Linked DNA regions of Homo sapiens: all the other regions are linked to region 3. The links are chromatin loops, found by intact Hi-C in ENCODE. Cell type or tissue: heart left ventricle. All regions are shown on one strand. Links, peaks and the distances in the headings refer to the core of each region. The heading gives the core; the rest is flanking DNA. Region 1 overlaps FHOD3 (formin homology 2 domain containing 3). Region 2 has its middle 29 kb from the start of RPRD1A. Region 3 overlaps FHOD3 (formin homology 2 domain containing 3). Region 4 overlaps FHOD3 (formin homology 2 domain containing 3).

Region 1 (7,642 bases), core at 1,153-6,152, 180 kb after region 3:
TGATATGCCCTGACCATCACAATGGAACAAATCATTGAGACTACACAACAGCTCCACTCCCCTCAGGCTCTGAGCACCTACTGCAACTGGAATCCTAACCAGTACTGAGTGCCGGCATTTTCTTTCTGAAAAAAACAGTGGTTATAGAATTACAACATGATCCAGCAATTCCATGCTTGGGTATATATCCAAAAGAACTGAAAGCAGCTTATTACCACACTTAAAAGACAGCATCTTAGGAAGTATTGCTAGAAAGGCAGGAAGGAGAAACATCTCTCTCCACCTACTGCTACTGCCAAGAGACTAAAGATCTGCACTGAGATGCCATCAGCATCCCAAGATATGGTGCAAATAGTTCAATTCATAGCACTGAATTGTTTTCATTTGCAGAACAGCATAAATGTAATGAGAAAAATATGTTAAGATTAAAATCATACTCAAAATATCCTTTTAACTTCCTGCATATTTATTCACGTTTGTGTTCAAGAATACAGCAGGAAAAACCCATTCATTTCTGGGTTGCCTATTAAAATATCCACTCTCTCCTTCTTACTAGAAGAACCCCAGTGTTTCTTTGGGTAGCCTAGTAGCCAGATAAAACCATTCAGTTCCATGACTCCTTAGCAGCTACCTGTATCCACATGACTAAATTCTGTCCAATAACATGTAAACAGAAATGTTCCAGTAAACTTCCAGAAAGCCTCTTAAGAGCATAGGGCAAGTCCTTCATCAACCCTCCCTCCTTTCTGCTGCCTAGAATGCAGAAGTAATGCCTAAAACTCAAGCAGTCAATCTGATCCCCCTGGAACAACCATACTAGCCCTAGAGTGCGGACCCCTAGTCTTCTAATTTTACATGATAGGAAAGGGCACTTCTCTCTTGAAGGCATTTCCTATTGTTTTGGGAGTTCATTATATAAAAGTAAACTGAATTCTAAGTAACCATTTTTAGGAAATTATCTTAAAAATCACCAATAAAGACAGGATTCTATAAAGATGGAGGCAGAGACATACTATTTGAATCTCTATATAAATCTACATTAAAATATAACAAATAATGGGTGAAGAGCATATGGGGTCTCTATACTACTTGTTACAAATGTGTGTGAATCTCAAAATAGTTTTTAGTATCTAAAACCCATCCTTTAAAAAAGCAACCAGAAAGCAAAACAAAAGCACCATAAGCAATATTTATAAAATGAAAAATGTCAAAATACAAATGGGTAAAAACAATTTCTACAAACACTAAAATAAAAGGGTAGAAGGACAAACCACCAACAGCCTGAGATATGCATGCTATTATTATCTGTTCAGCAGAGAGTAGAGGGAAACAATGAGACATCTGACAGACCTGAGAACAGGAGAAGCCAAAATAACCAGCAGATATTCACTGGAGAGTATATTAGGCTCATTTGAGAACAGCAGCTGAAACTGAGAGGGGTATTGACCAATCTAATGCTAGGTAAGTCAATGGTCCCATGGTTTGGACTAAAAGATCTGTAGCAATCTAGCTTCTATGAATTCTTAAAACTGGCCCCCAGGGATTCCTTCCAGGATAGGAGAAACTGCTGGGAGTGGAATTAAAACTCAGAAATAGTGGAGCAGTAATATAAAGGAAAGAAATGCTCAAAATAAAAGTGAGAGACAAGAATAGAGACAAGAAATCTCAGAATGCAATCAGTCATGTTTCTAAACCCTATGCTAAAACAATAGATGTCTGTGAAGTTAAAAAAAAAATGTGAACCAAGCCTCCTGCTAAAAGTTCAAGAAAACTGATTTTATATAAAAATGAGCAACATAAAAATATCAAGGTCAAATTTCATACAGAATTATTATAAGGAAGAAGAGAATAAGGAGTTTAATAACATCTGTACAGACAATTAAAGCATGTCAAAAAGTCATAGCTAAAGTGCCTAAAATCACACCTAAATTGTACCTAAAGTCATACCTAAAATCAAATTTATAACCTACCTTTTCAAAATAAGAGATACAAGCTAAGAACATAAATCAGAATTAGAAAAACAGAAATGAAATGAACAGAACTCAAGAATATCATTTGAATTTAAATAAATGAAAAGTCATTAAAGAAATGATAAACTAGGACAGAAAACTAAATAAACACAATAATAATAATGCTTCAAGAGATGCAGAAAGTTAAAGGGGGACATTTTTTCAAATCAAAAAGAAATGACAAAAGTGATTCAAGAGAAACAGAATCACTGCAGGTAGGCAAAGAAGGTCTAACACACACCTAACAGGGGTCCCTGAAACAAGGTGAACCAAAGCAAAGGAATAGAATATTGAAAACTATAAGAAAACTTTCCTAAAATTTTATATATAATTTGAAACCACATAAAAGATCCCCCATGTATTTGAGGATACTGACTCAGAAAGACCTATACCAAGACACAGTCTAATTACTGGACTTTACAGAAAAAAATAAATCTTTTAGGCAAAAATAACAAGGGACATAAAAGCTTATTATCATCAGACTTTTCAAAAGCAATACTTTATATACGAAAAAATGCAGTAACAAGGACATAAAATGTTGGCCAAGGATATTATACATGGCAAAAATCTTATAAAGCATACCAATAAACTGTTAACGTGCAAAATTTCAGAGACCTTTCTAAAGAATCTACTAGAAGGAGGGTCCTCAAATTTTTTCTGACTCCTTACCCTCTTCAATTTATTTAGGATCCCAAAGAGCTGTGTTTATGTGGGTAATATCTACAGACAAATTACCTCTTAGAAGTTGAAACAGAAATTTTTAATTCTTTATGAATTAATCAAAAATAGCAAACCCAGTATGTGCTAATGTACATACAACATATTTTAGAAAAAATAACTATTTTCTCAAACAAAAAAATTCATAAGAGTAACACTGCTTTTATTTTTGTAAATCCTTTTAATATTTCTCTTAGTAACAGCCAGACTCACATATCTGTTATACACTTAATTTGTTGTGATATCACAAGTCACAGAGGTTCTGGAAAACTCCATGCACTCATGTGAGAATGAAAGAGGGGAATAAATAAAAGGAAAATACCATCTTAGAATTATTATGAAAAAAAAGAATTATTATGAAAACATTTTTTTACATCAAAGACTCCCCAACTCGAGAATGAGTTTCAGACACACAAAATGACTAGAAAGATATCAACATAAAGATTGATGGTGAACTTTAAACATGAAGAAACCTGCAGAACTAAGAGAAAATGACAGCTAAAGTGAAGTGAGTATAGTTTACAATGGCTATGCATTCTGACAATGCAGATATAGATTTTTTTTTTTTTTGAGACGGAGTCTCACTCTATCACCCAGACTGGAGTGCAGTGGCATGATCTTGGCTCACTGCAAGCTCCGCCTCCCAGGTTCATGCCATTCTCCTGCCTCAGCCTCCCTAGATACAGATATTTTTAAATGAGAAGAGCAAACACACAAAAAAAGAAAAAAAAAAACCTAAACTGTTCTCAGTAGTTATATTGATGGTGGTAGTACTGTTATTCTGATATTTCTCTGAGTGTGATATAAATTTAAGTGGGTAAATATGGGATATTCTAATTCTATCCACTCTTGTGTTCTTGATAACCTGGACATGTAGGGGTAGAGAAACAAGATGAGGGTGTAATATAGAAGAGACTATGTAAAAACCTTGTAGCACAGAACTTGAATTTGAAGTATTAGTATGCTCTCATGAGCTACTTTATCCTAGGTAAATAAATATACATGTATACAACACGTATCTCCCAGCTTCTCCCATTGAGGAGGCTCAGAAACTATGACAATCCAGTAGCAGTGAACATCTGCAGCACTCAAATTGCAGTTTTGAAATGTTTTCTATTAACGACAACAACAACAACAAACTGGGCTTCCTAGAGACATAGTTGATTACAGGCCTGGGGCAAGTGATGCATAAGATGAACTGAAACATCTTGCTCTACCACTAAGAGAGGAAGCTAAAGAGAACACCCGTGATGATTCAGAAGCCTCCTTGGGTTCCAGTGGCCAAAAATGGGACAACTCAAACTTCAAGTACATTAAGTGCAACTGATTGAAACCCATCAAATACACTTAGATCTGTAAGTTCACAGTAAAAATCCTAGGTTTTCAAAACATGCATGGTGGGTGGTCCCCATCTAGTGCTGCGGGGTGGGGATGGTTGTTGGCCAGCTATACCGCTCTTTCCTCTTGGCTCCTTCCCATCCAATTAATTCTATATGCCATTTCCAGAATATTCTCCCCTGCTCAAAATCTCATGTCAATGATTCCTTATTTTCTATTTTGTAAAGTAAAAATCTCAATGTCTGCTTGTGAAGACTGTCTACACGATGACCTTAATAATGACTTTCATCTGGGAAGCCCAATATTTAAATTGATATTATCTTGTTTGACCATAACAATGAATCCATAAGACAGATAGCATGCTCCCCAGGAGACGGCTCAGAAAATCCAGGTCTCCCTCACTCAGCCTGATATTTCTCACTCCCCTACTCCCATACCAGTGTTCTTTCCTTCCTTGATCTGCCCAAGTAGGTTGGATTTGCTTTGTTAGCAAATTCACTCTGATTCTGCTCACGCTCATCTGTGTGTCTTTTCTCCCATGGTTCCCTCAGCCCCTTCTTGTTATTTAAATAAACCCTTCTAAGTTTTAATCAAGCCACTCACTTTCCAAGTCCCTTCCTAAGACTAATATATCTGTAGTCCCCGGGCTTGTGGATCCAAGTGGATTAACTAGCTCCCTGCCCTCACATAGGAAACCATCAGAACCCAGAGTTTTCTGAAGTTTGGGACCCTAATATCAACCCTGCAGTAGGATCAGTATAATTTAAGAGGAAGCCTTCTGGCCCCAATCACAACACCCATTTCCTTAAGCTGCTTAGAGAATTAGGCTCATTTCACTCCCCTTTGTATTCTCCAGGTCTAGTTGGGCACACAACTGGGACTCCAGGAGAATGGTTTCCTGGGGAAATGAATGACTGATTGCCTTTGTGTAGCCCAATACCCTGAATTGGTGGGGATTACGGACAGCTTCTTAGTCCCTCTGTGACTGTCTTGGGGCCAGCTCTAGAGCAGCAGTTCTCAACTGCAACCACTTTTGCCCTCAAAGGGACATTCGGCAATGTCTAGGAGTATCTTTTGCTGTCACAATTAGGGGCATTGCAACTGGCATCTAGTGGGTAAAAGCCAGGGATGCCACCAAGAATCCTACAATTCACAGGACAACCCCACCAAAAAAGAAGTGTTGGCCCCAAATGTCAATTGTGTCAAGGTGGAGAAACCTTGGAGAGAACAATACAAGGAAAGAGAAAGTGTCCAGAAGATCTGGACCCCTAAATGCAGTGATGGAAATATCACAGCATGCCACACCAGATTCAGATCCATCATAAATGCTTTCGCCATTACGTTTGTTTAACTCTAAAATTAAGCAGGCAGCCTTCTGCCCTGCAGCCGTCCCAGAAGCATGTGGCCAGCATGGCAGACACTCTGGAATGACCACATCACAAACTAACTGGAGCTGGCTGCAGCATTTCTGCCTACTAATTTTAATCTTTCTTTCTCAAAGGTCATGAATATTTTCAGACCTCTAAGCACAGGCATATTGTGGGCAGACTTAATATATGTTGCTTCCAGTTGGCAAAGGACTTCACTCACCAAAACCCTAAGCTGAGTTACAGGCTTCACTTTGGCCATGTCACTTTCCAAGAGACTTTCTCAGTCCATTATCCTAATTGGCAAATGATATGTAAGTACCAGAAGGCTGTGTGTCAGCAGTTATATTTATAATGAAAGCCTAATCTCCAAAAGAAAACACTAATTCATTAAAACCTCCTTTCCCATCTGCCATGACAGTAGCCAAAGGAAAAAGAATCTATGAGGTACAAATTAGCTGCCTGCGCATGAAACACAGACAAGATCAGACGAAGCGGAAGCAGGAGATATACCCTGCTTGGCCCCAGGAAAGTCCTGTCCTCACTCTACACAGTCTTGCCATGTCTCTAGGTCTCTAAGTGACAGCAGCTTGAGGATCAGAGCCTGGGAGGGCAGGAAGTAGACTTTCCTCTGTCCCCTACTCAGGGAGGGCTTTCTTAGCAGACACAGTTCAGCTTTGGCCACTACTCAGGGAGGGCTTTCTTAGCAGACACTGTTCAGCTTTGGCCACTATAAGTTATCAGCACTTCAGGGAAACTTGAGAGGGTTTTGGGAAGAAAAGGAAGATGACTCCACAGTCTGATATTTCAGCTCGGCTCTCACTATAATCCCACACTCTGCTGGCCTTATTATTCATATAGATATATTAAGACCCATCATGTGTTATGCATTGTGCTAGGGAAGCCAATTATAGCTACCCCATGCACAGTGCTTACTCTGTGCTGGGTGGGGGTTCTGGGCACCTGGCATGAATTCACTCATTTAACCCCCCAAAACCCTATGACTGTCTCATTTTACAGGTAAGAAAATGGAGCTGGTGAGAAATCGCCTGCTCAAGGTCATGCAGCCTCTAAGTGGTGGTGCCAGGGTATGAACCAGGAGGGCCAGCTCCAAAGTCCACCCCGCTACACCAGGGTCCAGTGCCACTGGGCAGGACAGCCAGAGCTTACGTGTGCGGTGAGCACAGCATGCCACAGGGCCTATGACAAGTGCTTTACATGCCCCATCTCAGCTGTGGGGGACAAAGAAGACCACAAGCCATTTTCCCTGTGGCATGGGGAGACATTTGAGCAGAGCCTAAGAATTGAGTAGGAGTCAGCAGACACAGGGGAGGCACCAACACAGTCAGGGGGCCACATGGTTTGTCTGGAAAGCCACCAGCAGAACGAAAGCTGGAGGGGCAGGAGGTGTCTCATCATCTCATCCAGGCCTCCAACCCACCCTGTAAGGTGTGCACACGATGACCAACCATGCCCTTTACAAGAGTCACCTGAGGCCTAGGAAGATTACAAGAGTCACCTGAGACAAGGGTCCTACTTAAGGTCACACAGCTGCTGAGTGGTAAACCCAGGGCTCAGCCAGGCATGTCTGGTTACAAACCCCAGGCTTCCAGGACATTGCTAAGATCCAGTATGTGCCTCACTCACTGCAGTTGTAGGCCTTGAATTTCCTGAGCTCTAATTCCCTGAACTTACCACTGGCTATGGTATATCCCCTGTAGGACCCTCCTATCATCGAGAAAAAATTCCCATGAACAAGGCTACCCCAGCCAGGCCAAGGGATCCCTGTCTGGACTCCAGGCACCTGCAAGCACCCCTGAAGAAACAGGGATCCTGGCATCTGTCCAGGAACAGACCAATCCTAAGAAAAATGGCCTCTCCCTGTTCCATGAGCCACCCCCTTTAAAAGTGGGTACACTTTGCCCCCCAGACACTAGGTGCCCCTATGGTCCCTCCATGGAATGTCTCTGACCCTTCAGCAAACTGCAGGTCTGCACCTGGTGACAGTGAAGTGTGCCCTTCACACAGTGTTGGCAGCATTAGATGAAACCTGGCCTTATGCTTATGAAGAGATGCTCCAGCAAAAGCAGCAGAATTCTGACTGGTGCCTACAGTTGGAGTGCTGGGCTTTCTGCCCCTTCAATCCTAATTACCCATCGGAGACAACGATCACTTTCTGGTGAATATTCATGGACTATCTTTCTGGGGCAA
Region 2 (7,642 bases), core at 1,670-6,669, 480 kb after region 3:
GAAAAACACATGCTTTTCATCTAAACTCAGATATAAAACAAGGATGTCAGCTGGGCATGGTGGCTCATGCCTGTAATCCCAACTCTTTGGGAGGCCAAGGTAGGAGGATTGCTTCAAGCCAAGAGTTCAAGACCAGCCTGGGCAACATAGTAATACTCTGTCTCTATGCAAAATTTTAAAATGAGCCAGGTATGATGGCATATGCCTGTAGTCCCAGCTATTTGGGAGGCTGAGGTGGGAGGAGCGCTTGGACCCAGGAGTTTGAGGTTGCAGTAAGCCATGATCATACCACTGCACTCCAGCCTAGGCAACAGAACAAGACTCTCTCTAAAAGTAAAAATTAAAGTAAATTTTTAAAAGGACGTTCATTGGTAAAATAAAGTAAGAGAAATGCATATAGGCCCTTCTATAACTGAGTATCTTAGCTATAAAATGCATTTCTGAACTTTTTTGTCTAAACTCAGAATATGGGCTTGAAATGTACTTTGAAACTCTTTGTTTCTCTCCCCTTTCTACCAGACACTCCCTTGCACCATACACACTTATCTAACCATCTCCTTGTTTAAAAGTTCCAGGGACTAATCTTGAAACAAACCAGGCATGGAGGCCTTGGGAAATCCATCTTTTTAGGGGAGTCCATAAACAATTAGTTCACCACCACCAGACTGAAGTCAAGATAACACCAACAAGACCTCTGAATAGATGATTATTCAAGATAGCCATCAGAACAAGGCATGCAGAGCTGCACCCTGCAACACTCCTACATGATTCTCACAGCAAGTTTCTCTTTTGAAACTCCCTCAGTCAGCCCAAAAGTTTGAGATGATCTCTTTGTGACTTGAGCTCAGCTATCTCCCTCACTGATGGCATTTGAAATAAAGGTTACTTTTCTTTTACCATGCATTGCTTCTTGTGTTTTTAGCTTGATAGGTGGTGAGCAGCTGGACCTGAGTTTGGTTACACTTCTAGAACTAATAAGTGAATTGAGCTTTGTACAGGATACAATATCAACACACAAAAGTCAATTTTATTTCTGTTTACTGACAATGAGCAATTGGAAATTAAAATTAAGAAATAAAATTCCATTTAAAATTGCTCCCTCCAAATTGCAACACTTAGGTATGATTCTAACAAAACATGTAAAGGGTGTTTATACTAAAAACTACAAAATGCTGTGTTTAAAAAAAAAAAAAAAGAAGAAGAAGAGGAAGAAGAAGAACAAGCGGCCGGGCGCGGTGGCTCACACCTGTAATCCCAGCACTTTGGGAGGCCGAGGCGGGCAGATCATGAGGTCAGGAGATCGAGACCATCCTGGCTAACACGGTGAAACCCTGTCTCTACTAAAAATACAAAAAATTAGCCAGGCGTGGTGGCAGGCACCTGTGGTCCCAGCTACTTGGGAGGCTGAGGCAGAAGAATGGCATGAACCCGGGAGGTGGAGCTTGCAGTGAGTCGAGATCGCGCCACTGCACTCAAGCCTGGGTGAGAGAATAAGACTCCGTCTCAAGAAAAAAAAAAAAAAAAAACGCTGAATGAGAGATATGCTATGTTCATAGATTGGAAAAAAACATAATAAATGTTTTCATTTCAATCAAAATCATTGCAGGATCTTTTTAAGTATAGACAAGCTGATTCTTGAATTTATATAGAAAGGCAAAGGAATGAGAATAACCAAAACTATTCTGAAGAAGCATAAAGTTGATAGAATCATACTATCTGACTTTCAGACTTACTATAAAACTACCATAATCATGACTTGGTTGTTCTGACCAAGGGAAAAATATACAAATCAATGAAGTAGGATAGAGAGCCTAGAAATAGACTTACACAAATATAATCAACTTATTTTTGACACAGGTGAAAAGACAATTCAATGGTGTAATAGCAGTCTTTTCAAAAAATAGTGTTGAAACAACTGAACATTATGGGCAAAAGAACAAAATGAAAATCCAAACAAAACTTTATCCAAAATGGATCATAGATATGAATATAGAACCATAACACTTTTAGAAGAAAATATAGGAGAAAAATCTTCCTAACCTGGGGTTAGGCAAACTTGAACCAAAAGCACAATCCATAAAAGAATAAGTTGATAATTTGTTTCAGAAAAATTGAAAATGTTTGGGCAGGCGCAGTAGCTCACACCTATAATCCCAGCACTTCGGGAGGCCAAGGTAGGAGGATTGCTTGTGCCCCGGAGTTCAAGACCAGCCTGAGCAATTGAGCAGCATGGTGAGACTCCATCTCTGCCAAAAAATAAAAAAGTAAAAAATTAGCTGAGCATGGTGGCATGTGCCTGTGGGCCCAGCTACTCAGGAGGCTGAGATAGGAGGATCCCTTGAGCCTAGGAGGTCAAGGCTGCAGTGAGCCATGTTGGTGCCACTGTGCTCCAGCTTGGGCAACAGAGTGAGACCCTGTCTCCTCCACCAAAAAAAAAAAAAAATTGAAAATTTTTGTTTTGTCAGAATAGAAAAGAGAAACTATGAACTGGGAGAAAAATATTCGTAAATCACATATCCAACCAAGAACTTGTTTTCAGAATATAAAAACAACTCTCATAACACAATGGTGAGAAAACAAACAACCTAGTTCTTTAAAATGTGGGAAAAACTTGAATAGATATGTAGATATGTCACCAAAGAGAACACATGGCGGCACATGAAAAGAGTTCAATAGCATAAATCACTAAGGAAATGCAAATTAACACCATAATGAGCTGTCAGTATTCACCTCCTAAAATGGCTAAAATTAAAAATTCTGACAATATCAATATCCAGCAAGGATGTGGAGTAACTAAACTTTCATACATTGGTAGTGGGTATGCAAAATGGTACAGCCTCTATGGAAAACAATTTGGTAATTTCTTACAAAGGTAAATATACAACTACATTATGGGTACATTATGACCCAACAATCCCTCTCCTGTGTATTTGCCCTAGACTAATTAAAACTTAACATTTGCACAAAAACTTGTATAGCAGCTTTATTCACAATCACCAGAAACTGGAAACCACCCAAGTGTCTTTCAACAGTTGAATGGATAAATAATGCTGTGGTATATCTGTGTAGTGCAATACTACCCAGTAGTGAGAAGAATAAACTACTGACACAGGCAACAACCTCCATGAATACATGGTGATTTTGCTAAGTGAAAGAAGGCAGACTCAAAAGGTTACATATTACATGTTTCCATTTATATGGTACTCTGGAGAAGATAATATGATAGGAAGAAAAGATCAGTGGTTGCCCAGGGTTCATTTTGGGAAGGCTGTGACTGTAAAATACTAGCATAGGAGTTTGATTTTTGGGGGGCAGGGGTTGAGAGATGGTAATGGAATCATTCTGTATCCTGATTTTGGTGGTGGTTACACAAATCTATATGTAGTGAATCTCACAGAATTCTACTGCATAGGAAAAAAGTAACTTTTCCTAAGTTTTTTTCTAAAAAAGGATGAGGTGGATATTTCTCTTGATTGAACAATACAGTGTAAAATATTGAGTACACACCACACCTGGGTGTGGGTGTACTTACAGAAATTTTGGAAGGATACACAGTACAGTGGAAGACTTTTGTATTCTTTATACATTTCTTTACTTGAATCTTATTTTTTACCATCTTTTTTATTGTGGTAAAATATACAATAACATAAAATTTACCTTGTTAATCATTCTTAAGTGTACAATTTAGTGGCATTAAGTACACTAACATTGTTGTGCAGTCGTCACCACCATCCATATTCAGAATTTTTATGTCTTCTGAAAGTGAAACTGTGGATCCATTAAACAATAACTCCCCATTTCTTCTTTTCCCAGCCAAACACCATTCTACTTTGTCTTTCTGATTTTGACTACACATTTAAGTGGAACATACAATATGTGTCCTTTTGTAACTGGCTTATTTCACTTAATATAATCTTATCAAAGTTTTTTCATTTATGTTGAAGCATGTGTCAGAATATCACTTTTTTAAAGCTAAATACTATTCCATTGAATGCATATAACACATTTAGGATGTTATTTAAACCCATGCAGTAAGCCCAACTTAGTAGAACCAGTCTGCCACCTTGTGGAATTTTAACACAACTTCAAATTTTACAAATTGAGAAGATGACTAATTTAGAAATGATGCTACTAGTGTTCAATTACTAGCTATTTTTTTGGTGTAAATTTAAAGAACTAGTTTTATTTAACATAACTGTGCAAGAAGTATGTGAAGAGAAACTCAAATGCTGCTGATGGGCCAAAATATTTGAGTACATGTAAAGTTATTTCCTATTCTTGGATAGGAGGAATGGACTACAAACATGAATTAAGTGGTCATGGAGAAAGACGCAAATGGCTTTTTATCATATAAAAGCTTACATATTACAGGATTTCAATCTCACTCATACAAGAAAATGCAATTTAAAAATTGTCTACAAAAAATTGTAGACAAAACAAATTTATCTCCAAAAACGTTGTAGACAAAAAATTATCTACAACATGGATGAACCTTGAAAACATATGCTAAGTGGGAAAAGCCAGATACAAAAGAATAGATATCACAGTTGTCCTTTATTTATTTATTTATTTATTTATTTATTTATTTATTTATTTATTTTTGAGACGGAGTTTCGCTGTTTCGCTCTTGTTGCCCAGGCTGGAGCGCAATGGCATGATCTCGGCTCACTGCAACCTCCGCCTCCCGGGTTCAAGTGACTTTCCTGCCTCAGCCTCCTGAGTAGCCGGGATTACAGGCACTCACCACCACGCCCAGCTAATTTTTACTCCCACTTCATCTTAGCCGAAAACATTTGGCAAATGGGAAGAGATTATGAAGTAAGAAAAAATAGCATTTACTAAGGTCTACTATAGTCCTCTACATAATTCTACCCAATCCTCATAACAGCCTTACTATATAGGCCTTATTAGTTTCATATTGCAGATGACTAAAACGAAGTTTGGAGAGGTTAATTGGTTTGGTTAAAGTCCTAGAGCTAGTTGATGCCACAGAAGAAACTTAAACTCCTGTCTACGGTCTCCAAAGTTGAAAATTTGGGAGTTCAAGTTTGGCATCTTTACTTTTCCTTTTTTTTAAACAAGGTCTCACTCTGTTGTCCAGGCTAGCGTGCAGGTGGCACAATCATAGCTCACTACAACCTCAAACTCCTAGACTCAATTAATCCTCCCACATCAGCCTTCTGAGTAGCTGGGACTACAGGTGCACGCCACCATGCCGGTTTTATTTATTTATGTATATATTAGTAGAGATGAGACCTTGCTATGTTGCCCAAGCTGGGCCTTCCTGCCTTCCTTCCTTCTTTCCTTCCTTCCTTTCTTTGTTCTTTTATTGGGGACATCCTTTCTTAAAAGAGATTTTGCAGTCGGATGTCTGATGTCCTTTTTCTCCATTTCCTATGAGATGTGTGATTCCACTGTTAGAGATACAGCACATATCCTGAGCTACGAGGGGTTGGCTGACTGTAGATTTTCTTCTTCGCAGGAAAAGTACAAGGTTCTGGATAGGGAGGCATGAAGTGGCTGATATGCCTGCCAAACAGGCTAGGCTTGCTGGGCTGCACCATAAAATGCCAGGGTTTGAACAAAGGAGAAACATCCTACTATTCCAGAATTTGGCTGGAACATCCCCTGATCATTTTAGAGAAACACTGCCAAAGGAGCATGCTCATGGATGTGAGACAAAAGTCACAATGGATCCAAAAACTATTCATTCAACAAGTACTTATTGAGCCCCTACTATAACCAGACACTGTTCTGTGCAGTGTTTGTTAATTAGAAAAATAGACCCAAATCCTTGCTCTCATTGAACGTTTATTCTAGTAAGAATAGGCAGAGAGGCTGGGGTCAGTAGCTCACTCCTGTAATCCCAGCACTTTGGGGAGGCAGAGGTAGGAGGATTGCTTGAGGCCAGGAGTTCAAGACCAGCCTGGTCAACATAGCGAGACCCTGTCTTTACAAAAAAAATAAAAAAAAGAATAGGCGGACAAGAAGTAAGTTAAATAGATAAACAATGTAGTGTGCTAGAAAGATATTTTACAAAAAAAAAAAAATGTTGGGCCGGGCACAGTGGCTCACGCCTGTAATCCCGGCACTTTAGGAGGCTGAGGTGGGAGGATCGCTTGAGGTCAGGAGTTTGAAACCAGCCTGGCCAATGTGACAAAATCCTGTCTCTACTAAAAATACAAAAATTAGGTGGACATAGTGGCATGTGTTTGTAATCCCAGCTACTGAGGAGGCTGAGGCATGAGAGTCACTCGAACCCGGGAGGCGGAGGCTGCAGTGAGCCAAGATCATGCCACTGTGCTCCAGCCTAGGTGACAGAGCAAGACTCTGTCAAAAAAAAAAAAAAAAAAAAACAGAAAGAAAGAAAAGGAAAAAAAGAAAGAAAGAAGAAGAAACCACGTGATTTTTCTGTTCAACGCTTTGCAACAACTTCCCATCTCACTTATGCAAAGTAAAAGCCAAAATCCTGGCAGTGGTTTATAAGACCCTATTTGATCATTGTTCTCTCCTCACGCCCCATCTTACTGTCTCCTACTCCTCTCCTCTTTGATCACCCACTCCAGCCACAGGAGTTCTCCGTGCTGCTCCTGAGCCACCCCAGGCACCTTCCTGTCCTAGGGCCTTTGTATTGGCCATTCGCTCTTTGAACACCCCGAAATAGCTGCACGGGTCACATGTCCCCTCCCTCAGATCTCAGAGTGGCACCTTAGTAAGCCTGTTCCTAGTGAACCAAAATCCCAACAGCCATATTCCTTCCTCGACATTACTTTTCCACATGGCACATAGCACAACTAACACACCATATTATGCTTTCACCTGGTTCACTCTTCACTTCCACAGAAGCTCTGACGGAGACACAGATTTTTGTTTGTTTTATTCATTGCCCTATCCCTAGTGCCTGGCTTATATTAGGTGTTCAGTATGTCAATGCCTTCCAGCCAAAGACCACCAGGAACATACCTGTAATTGAACAAGTTGAGTTTTTGGCTTGTTGTCATGAAAGAGAATGTACAAGAGGGGGAACCATGGAATGGCTTGGTATGTTAGCAAGGAGGATTTGGGCTTAAGTTAGGTGATTTGGCAGAGGTTTCAAGGAAGTGAGGTTTTGCTCTGAATTGAATGATGCCAGGAAGCAGGAATAATTATCTGATTGGGTATTTTAATAAATTTTTTTTTAGAAGGGGGAAGAAGAGAGCAAGGCTAAGGATATAATTGGTAAAGAAGCAGCAGTTATATTAGCAGGAAGAGGAGGCTATTTTTGTGGTTTACACAGTGACTTTATTTTTTCCTGTTCTTGGATAAAATTTATGAAGTGGTCTTGTTTTTGTTTGGTTTGGTTTTTGTCTCACTTTACCGAGGTCATAGAGTGCCCTTGTCTGATGTAGGTGCTCTGTGAGATTGTTTATGTTCATCAGAAGAATACCATGACCTGTCTGTGATGCCAGATGAGCTCCTAACACCACAGAGGGCCAGGTGATAGAGCCAGGCCAACTGCACATGTCAGTGGTTGCTTTTCTCCTTTTCAAGTATGTATTTGTTAAATGATTGAGTGAATGATTATAATGGTAGTCTTCATAAACCTAAAAGGCTATCATGTGGAAGTAAAGTTAGGCTAATTTTATAAGAATTCAGAGAATAG
Region 3 (7,642 bases), core at 1,743-6,742:
CAAACGAAGTTTCCAAAAGCAACCTGTCCAGTGCCCCAGTCTGTGGTCAGCAAGTCTTAGATTCTGTGGGATCATCCTGGGTTAATCCAATTTTATTCCAATAGGTCAGCAATAAATGCATAGTTAAATATTATGAGTAATTCCCTTTAAAGATTTTCAAGTAAAAACATCAGGTATCATGAAAATACATGATATCACACATTCGTCACATACCAAATCCTAAATTCTTAGTTTAGGAAAATATATAGTCACCATATACCATCATTATTCTCCAAACAGAAAACACTAGCTATGTTTTTTAAGTAAACATTAAACTCAGTTTTTCAACTCCATTATTATCAAAATAATCTGACTGATAGATAATGAACAAACAGAAGTTACATGCCCTAAAGGAAGGAGGACTCCACCAGTCACATCTAAGCTCCTAATCATATTTCACCCATAACTAATTGTCAGGGCATTGACATTTTTCTAAACAACATTTTTTATGCTGGTAACAGTAGAACAGCTTATTTTAGAAAATTAGAAAAATACAGAAGAATAAAGTGAAAATAATTCATGTTCCCATAAATTAAAGATAACCATTCTTAAAATATTGATGTATTTTCTTACATTCTTTTTTTATGCATTACAAACACACACAAAGTTTATATGTGGGTTGTAGGAAACATTCTACATGAAATACGTTGATTAGAAAGAGCAAAACAGAAAACAGTAAACACAAATTCTAAGTATGCAAATATATATGTAATATTAGAAAATGCATCCTATCCAACAGAAGATCAAATAAGAAAACTACATTAGTGGCTGGGCACAGTGGCTCATGCCTGTAATCCCAACACTTTGGGAGGCCAAGGCAGGTGGATCACATGAGGTGAGGAGTTCAAGACCAGCCTGACCAACATGGCAAAACCTTGTCTCTACTAAAAACACAAAAATTAGATGGGTGTGGTGGTGCACACCTGTAATCCCAGATACTCAGGAAGCTGAGGCAGGAAAATTGCTTGAACCCAGGAGGCGGAGGTGGCAGTGAGCCAAGATCGCACCACTGCACTCCAGTCTGGGTGATAGAGCAAAACTCTGTCTGAACAAAGAAAAAAAAAAAGAGAAAAAAGAAAAAGAAAACCACATTATTCTGAGAAAAAATATGCTCCTAAATATGTAATAACTCAAAAAATTTAAAAATTATTTGGACATATCCTTGACACAATAAGCAGTATATTTTGAGAAATAACAGATTCATAGTCTATTTAATGGTAAAACACTAGAGATATTCCTACTAATCAGAAATAATTTTTAAATGATGCTCATTAAACCCATGGATTATTTAACACTGCTATAGAATTTCAGGCAAATTTAATAAGATATGAAAAATGATAAGATACAAAATTGTTGGAAATACATATTGTCATAATTTGCAAGTAAAATTATAGATACAATAAAAAAATTCACAGAATTTATTACAAAGAGATTACAATTATAATCACATTTCTCATCCTAATGAGAAATCTGTATGCAGCATTTGAATGCAGCATATGAAAGTTTGATATAAAATTATACTAGATAAGTGGATCTATGACAACAAATATGTTAAAGAATAATTTCTTTAAATAGTTAATACAAACTAGTAAGACAATATTAAATGCCAATAGAAAAAAGGCATTTTATATGAGAGACAACAAACTTGTTTATAATAGCATGCAAAATTTTTCACTCTCACTATAATAAAACAAATGCAAATTAAAATAATAATAAGGTAGTGTTTTCACTCAAATTGGCAAAGGTATTTTAAAAAGAAATGATTATGTATCAAACACTAGAGAGGTTAAATAACTTCATGCATTGCTGGTGGTAGGGCAAACTGGTAGAAACCTGTAATAAGGCTATCTAGAACTATAATTATTTTGTAAAGTTACCATGTATTTAGCGCTCACTGTGTGCCAAGTTCTCCAGAGGGACTTTATAGGTATTATTAATAGAAAAGCCATATGCAGTGGGTATTTTTACCTCCATTTGGAAGAAGAAAAAACTGAGGCTCTGAGAAGTGAAGGGATGTGACCAAAATCTCCATCACTGCCTAAGTAGCAGAGCCCACTTCCAGCCAGGGTGGGTGAGCACGTATGTGTTTATACTAAGAGCCTCGAAGTCCTCTTCAAGCCCTTTCCCAGTCATCATGATTTGGGAAACCTATTCTAAGGAAATAGCTCTAAGTTTAAACAAAATAAAAAAGGAAGCAAAGGTGTTCACTGAAGCATTATTTAATATACCAAAATAATAACTAAAACACAAATACCTGTCATGGTCCTAGAACTCAGCGTACACAGTCATTTACCAAAGCTATGTCCTAACTTGTAAAATGTTTCTCATAAAATAAGTAAAAAGCAAGTATAAGTAAAAAGCAACATCACATAATTAAATAAAATAAGTAAAAAGCAACATCACATTATTAAACACTCAAATCTTCTTTTAGTTGAGACACGGTCTCACGCTGTCACCCACGTTGGAGCAGTGGTGCCATCATGGCTCACTGCAGCCTTATCCACCCAGGCTCAAATGATCCTCCCATCTCAGCCTCCTGAGTAGCTGGGACCACAGACACATGCCACCACACCAAGCTATTTTTTTTTTTTTTCTGTAGAGATAGGGTCTCCTTCTGCTATCCAGGCTGGTTTCAAACTCCTGGGCTCAAGTGATCCACCAGCCTTGGAATCCCAAAGTGCCTGGATTACAGGCATAAGCCACCGTGCCCAGTTATAACACTCCAATCTTCATGCATACAAAGAAGAAAAGGAAATCCATAAAATATTAACCATTGTGATTGAGTATATATTCTTTGGATGTATTTTTCCTATTTTCCCAGCTTTCTAACATGAGCATCGATTACTTCTGTAATGGAAAAGTAAAATATGTTAAAAAAAAAAAAAAGAACAAAAATAAGACTGAATAATGTGAGGTGTTACATGCTTTTGTTTTTAGAATTTTTTTACTAGTGCATCCTTTCTTACCACCACCACCCCCACCCTCCTGCAGAAAGATGCAGCCCCTACCTCATGGAAGAGCTCCAAGAATTCGGCACATTCTGCCCTATTTTTTCCCATTTCTTCCCTCCTTCCCTTCCCAAACAAACTGGCAAGTCTCCATGGAAGAGGAGTTTGCTCCACTGTCCTTTTCCCATTCTGAGTCCCGCTGCTGAAAAGGCCAATCCTGAGGTACATTTTGGCACCTTCCTTTAAATCAGCTAACCACACAGGGAGAGAGAAGGTAGACTCTTTAGCCTTCTGGAAGGTATATCCACGGGGAAGACTCTCCACAAGGCTGAGAAGCTGGGACTGAAGGCCTCCCCCCAAGAGCTCAGGGCCTCTGGTACTGGCCAAGTGCCCAAGAAGCCAGGACACTATTACAATGGGAGAAGGCAAACTAAGGTTTAAAAGCTGACTTGATCTGTTCCCCGCAACATTCTATTAACTGGATCATACTGGAAGAGGTGCATCACTACAAAGTTCATGTCTAATGGAATTCAAGTGTCCGATCACGCTAATTTTTCATATTTTGGTAATCAAATCTTTCCCACTACATCTTTTTTGTACCTACCCACTACTACTAAAGCAATCCGGCCTGTAAACCGCTCCAGACACGAGATGGCGCTAAATAGATTCATGTGGGTTAATATTGCACTACAAGCAGCAAAAACCCACCAACCTCAAACGTGGGCCTGAGAATAAAACCCACACAGAAGAACAAAACAGATGCCCTGAAAACACACGTCTGGGTCACAGGAGCCATGAAAATTCATGATTTGTGTTTTCAAGAAGAATGTGGAGGCTGAGACTGTCTATCAGAACACAGAGGTAGATGGCACCACAGGTCTAGGAAGAGAGCATTTCCTGTTCTGCCACTCATGGAACTTATTACACTCAAGGTATATTTATTCATCTTTCTGTGCTTCAGTTTCTTCATCTCAAAAATGACACGGCTATACCATACTATCTATTTTGCAGGGGTGTGGTGAGGAATGAGTTAGAACAGTGCCTCCAATGAACAGAAGCACACGCTGAACAACTCTCAAAAACAGAAAACAGGGAGCAAGCTCTCCAGGCTAACCTTACCCAGCTGTGGGTCATGAGAAGTGGTGGGAAAACTCCTTGCCTAACTAGAAGTCACAAAGATTTTCTCTTATGTGTTCTTCTAAAAATATGTAGTTTCTCCTCTTTATATGTAGCTCTATGATCCAATTTGAGATAACTGTTGTACAAAGAAGCATAGATTGAGGTTCATTTTTTTTTCATAGGTCCAACTAATGCCATTTGTTAAAGAGACTGTCCTTTTTCTATTTCATTGCTTTGGCAAATTTGCCAAAAATCAACTGGTTGTGTTTGTACGGGTCTGTTTCTGTCCCATTGGTCTGTCCAACCCTTTGCCAATGCCACACAATCTGGATCACCATAGCTTTAGAGTAAATGTTAAAATCAGGTAGTATGATTCTTCCTATTCGTTCTTCTTTTTCAAAATTGGTTCAGCCATTCTTGTTCTTTTGCCTTTTAATACAAATTCTGGAAGCAGCTTGTCTAAATCAACAACAACAACAAAATCTTTCTGGAAATAATGTTAATCTATAAATTCTAGGAGAACTGACATCTTTACTCTGCTGAATCTTCTAACCTATAAACCTGTTATGTCTATTTATTATACATCTTCGCAGATTGCTTTTATCAGTGTTCTATAGTTTTCAACTATAGATGCAATATATGTTTGTTTGGGATGGTATTTTTTGCCAAAATTATAAGTAGTTCACATTCTTTGGAGCTATTACAAACGGTGTTTTAAAAACCTTTCCATTCCTAATTGTTTATTGTTAGTATATAGAAACAAAATTGAATTTGTATATTGGCCTTATATCCTATAACTTTGTTAAACATTAATTCTAGGAGTGTTTGATTTTTTGTTTTGTTTTTGTAGATTTCCTGGAATTTTGTACATAGACAATAATGCTGTTTGTGAAAAAGAACAATTTTATTTCTTCCTTCCCAATCTATATCCCTCTTCCCATCCCTATTGCACTAGTGAAGACTTTCAGTATAATATTCAATGGGCGTGGTGAGAGTGAACACCCTTGCCTTGTTCCTAATATTAGGGAGAAAGCATTAATAATCCTTTACTATTAATTATGATGTTAGACATATGTTTTTGTAAATTGTCTTTTATCAAGATGAGAAAGTTTCTCCAATTTCTAGTCTGCTAAGAGCTTTTTGTAAATCATGAATGAATGAATTTTGTCAAATGCTTCTTCTACATCAACTGATATGATTGTGTTTTTTCTTCTTCAGATTGTTAATGCAGTAGGTTATACTAACTGAATTTCAAATACTCAATGAGTCTTGCATCCTTTTTGACCATGGCATATTACTCTTTTCATATATTGCTGGATTTGATTTACTAATATTTGTTGAGGATTTTTTGCATCTTTGTTCATAATAAATATTGTTCAGTGTATTTTATGTCTGGTTTTCATACCATGGTAATACTGACCTCATAAAATGAATTGGGAAGTGTTTCCTCCTCTTCTGTTTTCTGGAAGAGATTTTGTAAAATTGGTTTTATTTTATCTTTAAATGTTTGGTGGAATTCACCAGGCAACTGTTTGGGGCTGGAGATATTTTGTTAAGAAGGTTAACTGCAAATTAAATTTCTTTAATAGTTACAGTAATGGGGCTAGTCAGGTTATCATTTCATCTTGGGTGGGTTTTGGTAGTTTGTGGTTTTTAAGGAAATGATCCATTTAAGGAATTGATCCATTTCATCTAATGTATCAATTTTATGTGCTGAGAGTTGTTCATAGTATTCTGTCATAATTCATTGAAGTGAAGTTTAATCCCCTTTCATTCTTAATGTTAGCAATGCATATCTTCTCTTTTTTCATTTGTCATTCTTGTTGGTCAATTTTATTTTTCTTTTCACAGAATCAGCTTTTTGTTTCATTGATTTTCTCTATTTTTTTCTCCGCTTTCAACTTCATCAATTTCTACTTTTATTATTTTCTTCCTTCTACTTATTTGGTTTTATTTTACTTTTCTTACTCTAGTTTCTTAAGGTAGGTGCTTACATTATTATTTCCCTCTTTTCTAATATATGCAGGTAATGCTAGAAATTTCCCTCATGCATTGCTTCAACCACATCCCACAAATCTGATGTGTTGTATTTTCATTTAGTACAAAACGTTTGCTAACTTCCATTGAGAATTCCTCAACACATGGATTATTTAGAAGTGTGTTAATTTCTAAGAGTTTGGACATATTCATGTTCTCCTTCCGTTACTGATTTACAGTTTAATTTTATTCCAGTCAGAAATTACAGTATTTCAATTATTTTAAATTGGTTATGGTTTATTTTGTGACCCATGATATGATTTATATTGGTGAATGTTTTATGCATATTTGAAAGTAATATGTATTCTCTGTAGTTGGGTAGTGTTTTCTAAAGATGTCAATTAGAACTATTTGGTTGATGGTGCCATTCAGTTCCTTCATAGCCTTGCTGATTTTCAGTCTGTCAATTCTATTGATTACCAAAAAAGAAGTATTGAAGTCTCCAACTACAACAGAATTTTTTCTATTTCTTATTTCAGTTCTGTTTTTGCTTTATGAATTTTGAAGCTCTAGTTTTCTGGGTGACCTGATTCTTTTGTCATTATAATGTCTGCTTTGCCTCTAATTATTTTCTTTGCTCTGAAGCCTACTTCTTCTAATAATTAATATAGTCACTTCACCTTCTTTTGATTAGTGTTTGCATGTTTTTTTCTCCTGCATCCTTTTGCTTTTAAACCACCTATAGCATTATAAGTGGGTTTCTTGTAAGCAGCATTTAGTTGGGTCTTGTTTCATTTATTCATTAATGTCTGTCTTTTAATTACTGTGATTAGACCAGTCATATGTAATATAAGTACTAATGTGTCTTATTTAAGGTCTATCATTTCCAATCTGCTACCGAGCCCATCTGGTAAGCTTTTTACTTTGGTTATTGTATCTTTCATTGTAAATTTCGTTTCTAAATTTTCCATTGGGTTCTCTATATATTCTATTTCTTAATGAGACTTTCCATCTTTCTATTCATTTCAGGAATGTTCACTCTTACTTCCTGAAGCATTTTCATAATGGCTGCATTAAAAACTGAAAAATCAAGTATCTGTATCAACTTGGCCCAGGGGTGGTGATCTATCTTTTCCCATGCAAGTTGGGATTTTCCTAGTTCATTGCGCGCCAAGTAATTTTGGCTTATCTCCTGGATATTTTTAAAATAATGTTATGAAACTCTGGGTTTTGTTTAAATATTACAGAAAATGTTGACATTTTTGTTTAAGCAGGCAATTAACCTGGTTCAGTTTGAGTCACAAGTTCTGACCTGTCTTCTGTGGCTCTAATATCAGTTCAGTTTTCAGAGCCCTTGCCGTGCCATTTGGTTGAGCTCTGTATGTGTACTACAAAGTCGACAGTCTGGGGCCTGGGCAGTATCTATCTTGTTCAGTTCTCAAAGTCACTGCTATGCTGTTTAGGGTCAGATTCATGCATGCAGTCTGTGTGGAGCCCAGGGGTTCACATAAAACTTTCACGTGTGTGGAGCCCAGGGGTTCACATAAAACTTTCACGTT
Region 4 (7,642 bases), core at 1,621-6,620, 200 kb after region 3:
TTCTCTCATATCATTTTCTTGCCTTTAAAAGTTGCCTTTGTCCCTGTGACTTGACCATCTGAGTAATTAGATGCATCTTATGCAGAGATCAGTTGCTTCAGCCCCCTTGACAGCCTCTGCCTGACTCATCTCTGTCCCTCACAAGCAGACCTCATCATCTCATAGGATTCTGAAATGCCTCTAAAGGCCCTTTGTGCCAGGATTCTTTCACAGCTGCAAGCATAAATGATATTTTGGAATCTTCACCCAAATTTTACACTTTTGTTTAACTCAATATTGGACACTTGAAAGGACAGGCCTCCTGGAACCCAGAGAATCAATCGCCAGGGTTTTACTTTCTAAATGGGAAGACAAAATCTGCTTCAGAAAATTGAAGCCCAGGGGTTTTTAGCCCAACAAAATGCCTTCAAAGCCAGCCAGTAAAAAACACTCACATATTAACTTTAGGGTCTTAACGACTTCAAACCTTATTTTTTTAAGTCCTAGATTCCATTCCTTACCCCACAATTCTTTAGTTCCTTTCTCTTCATGATGAGATTTAGTTATCAGAGCCAGTTGGCCCTCTGAACATTTTTCTGGTGTCTGGAAACAGGATCACTTTTCAGGGACCAAAAAATTTATTTTCTCTAGCTAACCTCATAAAATGCAGACTTCTCATGTCTATCATACGTCTTAATTCTTATCTGTAAGTGTATGCCCACGATATGACCATCAAAATTTTCATTTCTTTGAAAAGATCGAAGCTAGATTAAGAAGGCAAGTGCAGCGTTCGCTGCAATATCAAGTGGTCATACCAAAAATGTACAAAGAAATAAAAATTACAGTGGAGATAAAGCACAGAGGTACAAAAGTTTGAGGCCTCTCTCTATACCAAAATCTCATTCCAACCTCCGGCCAAATGCTTCAGAGCCACTACACTACCAGAAAAGACCTGCTTCAGCTGCTAGCTGTAACCATCGAAGCAGAGCCCCTGTGGCCTTCATTTTTCGTGAGGGTTGCTGGGCTGCTAACCATAAAGGCTCACCCACCACACTCTCATCCCAAAGGGTGCTGGATTCCAAAGTTAACACTGGAGAATTCCAAAAGCACCTCACCTCCAACTCATTAACATGCAGTCCTGGATTCTAAACATTCCTCTACTTAATAAAAACAGGAATGAAGGAGAAGAGAATGTAGGGTGAGGAAAGCATTATTTTTGAGACATTTACTTGATAGCATTTTAAGCCCAGGAGACAAACCCTGGTCCTGGATCCTTCCAGTCCAATCGTGGGTGGAAGGAACGTCTTCAGGGGAGTTGCATGTGGTGCGAGGCTGAGACAGCAGCCACTGTGCCCCAAGCCTGTAGCATTAATATTTCAACTATTTCTTCTGTGGTAAAGAGGGAAATAACCTTGAGAAGAAACAAAGACTAAAACAACAGATGTGAAAAAGGTTTATTTTCTCCTTGTCATATTTCCGATTGTCATTTTGACTCAAAATTGTTCCGGGTATTGTTTTCTTTATCCATAAGAAATCTCATCTAACACTGCCATTTGGAAAGGGAAAGAATATGTCACAATAGGGGAAGGTACTTCATCAACATGATTGCACACATTCCATTTTCTATACATAACCAAAGTATAATATTTAGTGCTAATAAACCTATTCCAGATCTTGCTAATAGTAGGAAATGGAATTTTAAAAAAGGCTTTTAATACAAAGGAAAAACTTTTCCTTTTTTAGGTGTTGCTGTTAGTTTATACGGCCAAATCCTCTCATCTGACATAATCAGGCCTAAGGCAATTAATGGTAAAAGCTGATTAAAGCAGAAAATCCTTTTGAAAACAATACATAAAAAAATACATAAACATAAACAAGACCTTACAACATTTTGAACTCGCAGCTATTGTGGCAAAACATGCCGGTCTACCTGTGATGAGGCACAAATAGTTCTCTGAATAAGGATCTACCCATTGGAATTCCATGTAGACTTTCTTTTACAACTCACTCCAATAACAAGGTCTGATTTCCAGTCTAGTTTCTTTGAAGTCCAGCGGAGCTGAAGATGCTTATGAAGAGTAGAATCCTCTTAGATTTTATAATATTCCCCCTCGCCTTTTATAGTTATCATAACACATTTACATTGACAGAAATGCTTCTGTAGTGACTAATTTTGAGTCTTTTCCAAAATAGTGAACTTTCAAAGAAGCAGTGACCTTTATGTAGTCATATTTAATTAGTTTATGAAATATTTGGTACTATTTCATTAAATTACATAATTCTGATAACCAGTGCAATTGGCATAAAGAGGTTTGTGAGCAAGCACACTGACTCCATAAACCCCAGGTCAACCCCAAGAGCAGGGAGCATGTGTGTCCTGGTTGAGTGTGGGCTTCAGAGGCTGTCGGTGCTCAGCATGCCACAGGATAAGATGTCACACATCTTACATCTATCACATGGGACGATAGGATACAGAAGTTCATAAGACAAGTCAATAACACAGAAGTTGTTTTTAAAAAATCCTGTACCTGAAATATTTGACTACATACTGCAAAGGAGTGAGTTTCCTTAAAAGGAGTTAGCTCATTTGGATTTGGATTGAGCTCATTTTCATGCAAGTCTGCTTTCTGCCACCTTACTATTCCTGGGAAAAAACAATTCATATTCATGTCCCAAATTTCTTGTAGTTATCAACTGTGTTTCAACATTTAACTTCAACACTGTTCAGTACATGTTACGTGCCTGGATTTGTTCTAGATCTGGGATGAGGGTAAGGGGGAAGTTTATCCAAAGTCGTGTCACAGACCTTTCCTTTAGAGAGACATGATTTATACATATGAAATCACTGGGAAAACACGAAGCAGGTAATAAAAAAGCCACGATTTAATATAAGTGCCCATATACATTGTACAGTTACTCAGTGCTACAAGCAGTTGAGAAGCAGAATAGTCAATATTGGCTGGAGGTCCTACAGATCTTACTTTGTTTCCAACAAGATTACCAATCCTCCTGACACCCTGACCTTTCAGTCCCTGAAGTTTGAGTCACCTGAACAATTATTCTTTAGCTGCAGAGTGAGGCAAAGGTTGTTACTCAAGACACTTGCAACCTCACCACCCTCCACACCAAATGAAGTGAAATCACATGGATTTCCCTCCATCTCCAGCCCTGGGTCTCCCCATCCCTGGGTCTCCAATAGGGAAGCAGAGTGAAGGAAGGACCAGAAATAATTTCCTTCACTCCACCCATGAATATGTTTTCGGGTATAGACTAGGACTCAACAGGATGATCTACGCTCTTTTGATTAGAGGATTAAATGAAGACCACACCATACATTAAACAAAAGCAAAATTACTCAGATACTAAAAACTTCTAGGCATAAAGTGAAATTTAGTTCCTTTTTTTTCCTTCTTATGACATTATATTCTTGCCGCAACTTGGCCCATTACCAGGAGGAAACTGGGCTTCCCGCAGCAAGCCATTCTGAACCACAAATATGTTTGCTTGCTTAAGAGCATCTTGCCCTGTATCCACACGTACCCTCATCCTGCACTGACCCAAGATTTTCCTTTTAGTCACCTGATAACAACCTGGAGCCCCAGACTCCACTTGCCCACAGGCATGCCTCACAGAGCCACCAGGAGGCACGTGAAGATCAGGTCAATGTGCTAGAGGCTCACAATGGCACAGTCCCCAGAAGAACCTCATCTACCCCAGCACTGCCAAAAGGCACCTCACCAGCAAGCTGTCTTACCTCACGCTCCAGTCACTAACCAAACAGCAGAGGAAGCTGGAATGAAACAGGCCTTCAAAAATCATTGCTGGAAATTGTTTCACTAAAACTCTAAGAACTCATGATAGGGGCTAGTGCAAACAGACAGCATAACAGTGAATCTTTATTTTATTCCCATAAGTCGCGTCTTTCATCATATGTTTAGTTCCTGAGGGCAGGTGTCACTCACCGATGCAGGCATGGACCCTCACAGACAGCTGCGTCCTTAGGATGATGCTGTGCTTCTTGCCCCGCCTAACGAGACAGGAGACAAAACAGGGGCATCAGAGGAGTCAGCAGAGACACCTCACATGCTGTCAATCCACGTGAAGGTTCTGACATACCCACTTAAGTGGGGATCCAGAGAAGCAGAGACCCACACTGAATAAGAATCTATCCTGAAATAATGTTGACATCACAGGACTTTCACAAAAATAAAATAAAGAAGTCTGACTTTGTTGGTTTGGCACATGCATCTCACTGCCAAGCTCCATCGATTCATTCCATCCACAGAGTCTGCACAAAGTCATGCTTGACCATGTTGGGAAAATTTTAAAATCTGTGTCCATGAAGTGAAATTCCTGGAATGTAACAACACAAATCTGCTTCATCATTCTCATGGCTATTTTTACCTTTTTGTGGGGTTGGGGGCAGATATAGGAAAAGGGAACACATCATGGGGTAATCAGAACTGCTTTACTGTGTATCAATTCAAGACTGTGTTGGCTTTTCTCTTGTACTTTTACAGGAAAATGGGAATCTACAAAAGAAGGCTTACAGACTACTTATTATCAGAAACGTCAATTTACACCACACCACATCTCACCTCTGCTTCCTTCTCACTGCATTTCTCATGAGGAAGGAAAAGGGCAGACCTCCCCAGGTTCCACTCCCACTAGGGCCCATTCTGCTTTATGCAGAGAGGAACCAAAGCACGGAGCAGTTGGTAGAAGGAGATAAAGGGGAGAAAACATGAGTCCTGGCTACCCAACAGGAACAAAGGCTTTGAGGTTTGGAGAAAAGGGGAAGGCAGTGGACAAAGGAAAAGCAGAGCCAGCCAACAGCATGGCAGCAGGTAGTGTGGCAGGGCTCTTGGAAGCGGGATTCCCTGTCCATCCTCACCTCTCTCCACCAGGGCTTAATGTATAACAGAATCTGGCAGTGCTTTCCTGCCTCCTGGTGTGTGGTTGTGTTGGAGAGAAGGGAACAGAGATCTCACCAAGGCACGCTACTAATACTGTGATTATGAATTCACAGTAATGACTACATCAATTACATTTTTTATTCATCTGACCAGGTAAGAGACAGAAGTATGGTTTAAACAATGGTTTGTTGATTCTGATATGATTTGGTTGTGTCTCCACCCAAATATCATCTTGAATTGTAGCTCCCATAATCCCCAAAAGTCATGGGAGGTAACTGAATCACAGGGGCATTCTTGTGATAGTGAATAAGTCTCATGAGATCTGATGGTTTGATAAAGGGCAGTTCCCCTGCACACACTCTCTTGCCTGCCACCATGTAAGATGTGCCTTTGCTCTTCCTTCACCTTCCACCATAATTGTGAGGCCTCCCCAGCAATGAGGAACTGTGAGTCCATTAAACTTCTTTTTCTTTATAAATTACCCAGTCTCGAGTATATCTTTATTAGCAGCATGAGAACAGACTAATATGGATTCTTTTAAAGAAAATAGGAAACCCAGCTGCATAATTGCAAAGCATGCAGTAGCCTCCAGCTGAGCAGCTGCTTCAAGTAGAGTCTGCATTCAGAGTCCCCTCAAAATTCAATGAGCCCCTCCATTTTCCTTTGTTCATTTGTTTTACATTTTTTATATGGAAGCCATTAGTCTCAAGAAGCTTGCAGCCAATACACGATGTCTACAGAAGTTCAAGATTCCTGTGAACACAGATTTCCACAAAAACATATTCTCCACAAAAAACTCTCACTCTCAAAAATCCTGACATGAACACTCCTTCAACTCTTCTGACCAGACCAGAAGAAAGTTTTGATTTAAGTGCACCAAATTGAATTATAGACAGCTTTTTGTTTGACTTGCCAAGAAAGGTTTTCTGGGGTAGCGGGGACAGCAGCTAGGAGCAGAAAATCAGTGAACCCCTGCCAGGGGCCAGGCTCTAACTATTAGAAACAGTAAATCCTAGTCTTCCAATCTCAAGGATTTTCTGTAATTCGCATTACCAGCAGTTATAAGTCAATGGTAAATGTCAAATGAATAGCAGACAAAGAACATGCTATAGATGCCCAGAGAGAGAAAAAGCATGAGCTGGCCAGGGAAGACATTTCAGAATGCCCCCAAGTTCTGGAGAATTTCAGAAAGAGTCCATTGGTTGCCCCTTCTTGTATCTTCAAACAACTGCAAAGTTGCACTTTGAGTGTGTGTTTCCCCACATAATTCTCTAGACCCACAGTGAGCATGTAGGGTGGTCACTCTGGGATTCCAGGCCTCTCAATAAAAACAATGACTGCCAAGACCCAGCAAGCCCACCATCCTGGAGGGGTCATCTTTTCCGGATGCCGAGAAACCAGGCAATTGGTTTGTTAAGCTAAACCCTAATGGAAATTAAGAGAGCATAGAAGAAAAAAAAAAGTCCTATTTTTTTTAGAAGTTTAATCACTTACAATTCCTCTGCTTCAATATTCTAGCTCCTACCTTATCTTCTGCTGTACACAAAATCCTATACATGAAGAAACCTGCATGGAACTGGGAAACAAGGATGGTGGAAGCAGGCTGAGGTGGGGAAGAGGCCCCAGATCCCAGGTTCAGAGTAAAGGAGGGGACCAGCTAAGGAAGAGGCAAGTGGGTGAAGAGTGTGGCCAGATTCAGCCAGGTTCACAACAGGGCATCTGTGACCTCTCACCCTTCCCTACCCCTGCTTCCACCCACCTCTGATGTAGGTACTACTTCTGTGTCCATTTTGCAGATGAGGAAAACAAAGCTTGTAGAAATGGTGTAACTTGCATACAGGGCTGGTGGAAACAGAAGCAGGGTTGAAAGCACAGAATCTGATTCCACGGTCACCTGCACCACCCTGCCTTTCACTGCACAATTGCCTCACTGTATAACCACCTCTAGGGCTTACAAAGGATAAAAAGAGTCCCTGGTTTTTTAGGGAACTGGTGTAACCTCAGTACTAAAACCTAACCAAAAAGACACACTGAAAATCTAAGATGCAAAAATCTAAGAAAATATTGAGAAATCAAATTATGCAATATGTAAAAATAATACAAGACCATATAAGACTCATCCCTTAGAGTTCAAGAATTAGAGTCCAATATAATAGTTTTACATGTATATAACATATATATTATATATACACATATACGTAAGTCTTCTTGACTTCTTAGGAAAACCTTATTTGGTCTTATTGTATTTTCACATATTGCTTGCTCTCTCTCTCTCTCTCTCTCTATATATATGTGTGTGTGTGTGTGTGTGTGTGTGTGTGTGTGTGTGTGTGTGTGTGTGTGTGTGTGTTTAAATAAAATAAAACAAAGGACATCCACCATAAGATCCCTTTAAATTTGGTAGCTTCCCTCCACCACTATATTTTCTAATTAGTTAAAACTGACATATTGGAGAAAGTTTCACTTTTATGTATTTCTTTTACATATGGCCATTTCCCTGCTACCACTGATTCTAAAAATCTTTTTGCTAAGTCCTTTGGCTTCTCTTAGGGAATTAATCATATCTGTTTAAAGACAATCATTTTATCCCTGCCTTTCCAGTAAATACACCCTTTTCTTCCTTCATGGCTAAAACTTTCAAAGGAAAATTAAAGAATCACAGGCATACTCCCTTCCCCACTATGGGACACTATGTCAGTTTCGGCTCAGAAATAATAATAGTTGTTAACATTTATGGAATGCTTATC

The links. A loop is a pair of places that touch in the nucleus more often than their neighbours do. Peaks named below come from ENCODE experiments on the same cell type or tissue, not always from the same donor. Only the 100,000 strongest peaks of a DNase experiment are listed, where the experiment ranks them.
Region 1: a loop joins it to region 3, with 2.6 times the contacts of the local background. A loop is called at or near these places in 3 of 110 quality-filtered maps.
Region 2: it touches region 3 in a loop (5-fold over the local background); 24 of 110 quality-filtered maps call a loop at or near these places.
Region 4: a loop joins it to region 3, with 2.1 times the contacts of the local background. A loop is called at or near these places in 4 of 110 quality-filtered maps.

What each region holds. Positions count from the first base shown.
Region 1 is chr18:36,390,971-36,398,612 of GRCh38, reverse strand. The region is part of intron 3 of FHOD3 (formin homology 2 domain containing 3); the gene reads right to left. Among named protein-coding and RNA genes, the nearest start is that of FHOD3, 97 kb to the right of the region's middle. In heart left ventricle, for the core only: no CTCF peak of the experiment used is centred there; no DNase peak of the experiment used is centred there; H3K4me3 peaks cover 115 bases; H3K27ac peaks cover 5,000 bases.
Region 2 is chr18:36,092,533-36,100,174 of GRCh38, reverse strand. No RefSeq gene overlaps it. Among named protein-coding and RNA genes, the nearest start is that of RPRD1A, 29 kb to the right of the region's middle. RefSeq lists a silencer at 1,198-1,358. In heart left ventricle, for the core only: a CTCF peak has its summit at 4,067 (motif pointing left); no DNase peak of the experiment used is centred there; H3K27me3 peaks cover 536 bases.
Region 3 is chr18:36,568,434-36,576,075 of GRCh38, reverse strand. All of the region lies in intron 5 of FHOD3 (formin homology 2 domain containing 3), which reads right to left. Among named protein-coding and RNA genes, the nearest start is that of TPGS2, 260 kb to the left of the region's middle. In heart left ventricle, for the core only: a CTCF peak has its summit at 3,648 (motif pointing right); no DNase peak of the experiment used is centred there; H3K27ac peaks cover 1,181 bases.
Region 4 is chr18:36,369,044-36,376,685 of GRCh38, reverse strand. FHOD3 (formin homology 2 domain containing 3) reads right to left here. Exons shown (of 29, transcript NM_001281740.3): 3 at 3,942-4,006. Among named protein-coding and RNA genes, the nearest start is that of FHOD3, 75 kb to the right of the region's middle. In heart left ventricle, for the core only: a CTCF peak has its summit at 3,574 (motif pointing right); no DNase peak of the experiment used is centred there; H3K27ac peaks cover 2,580 bases.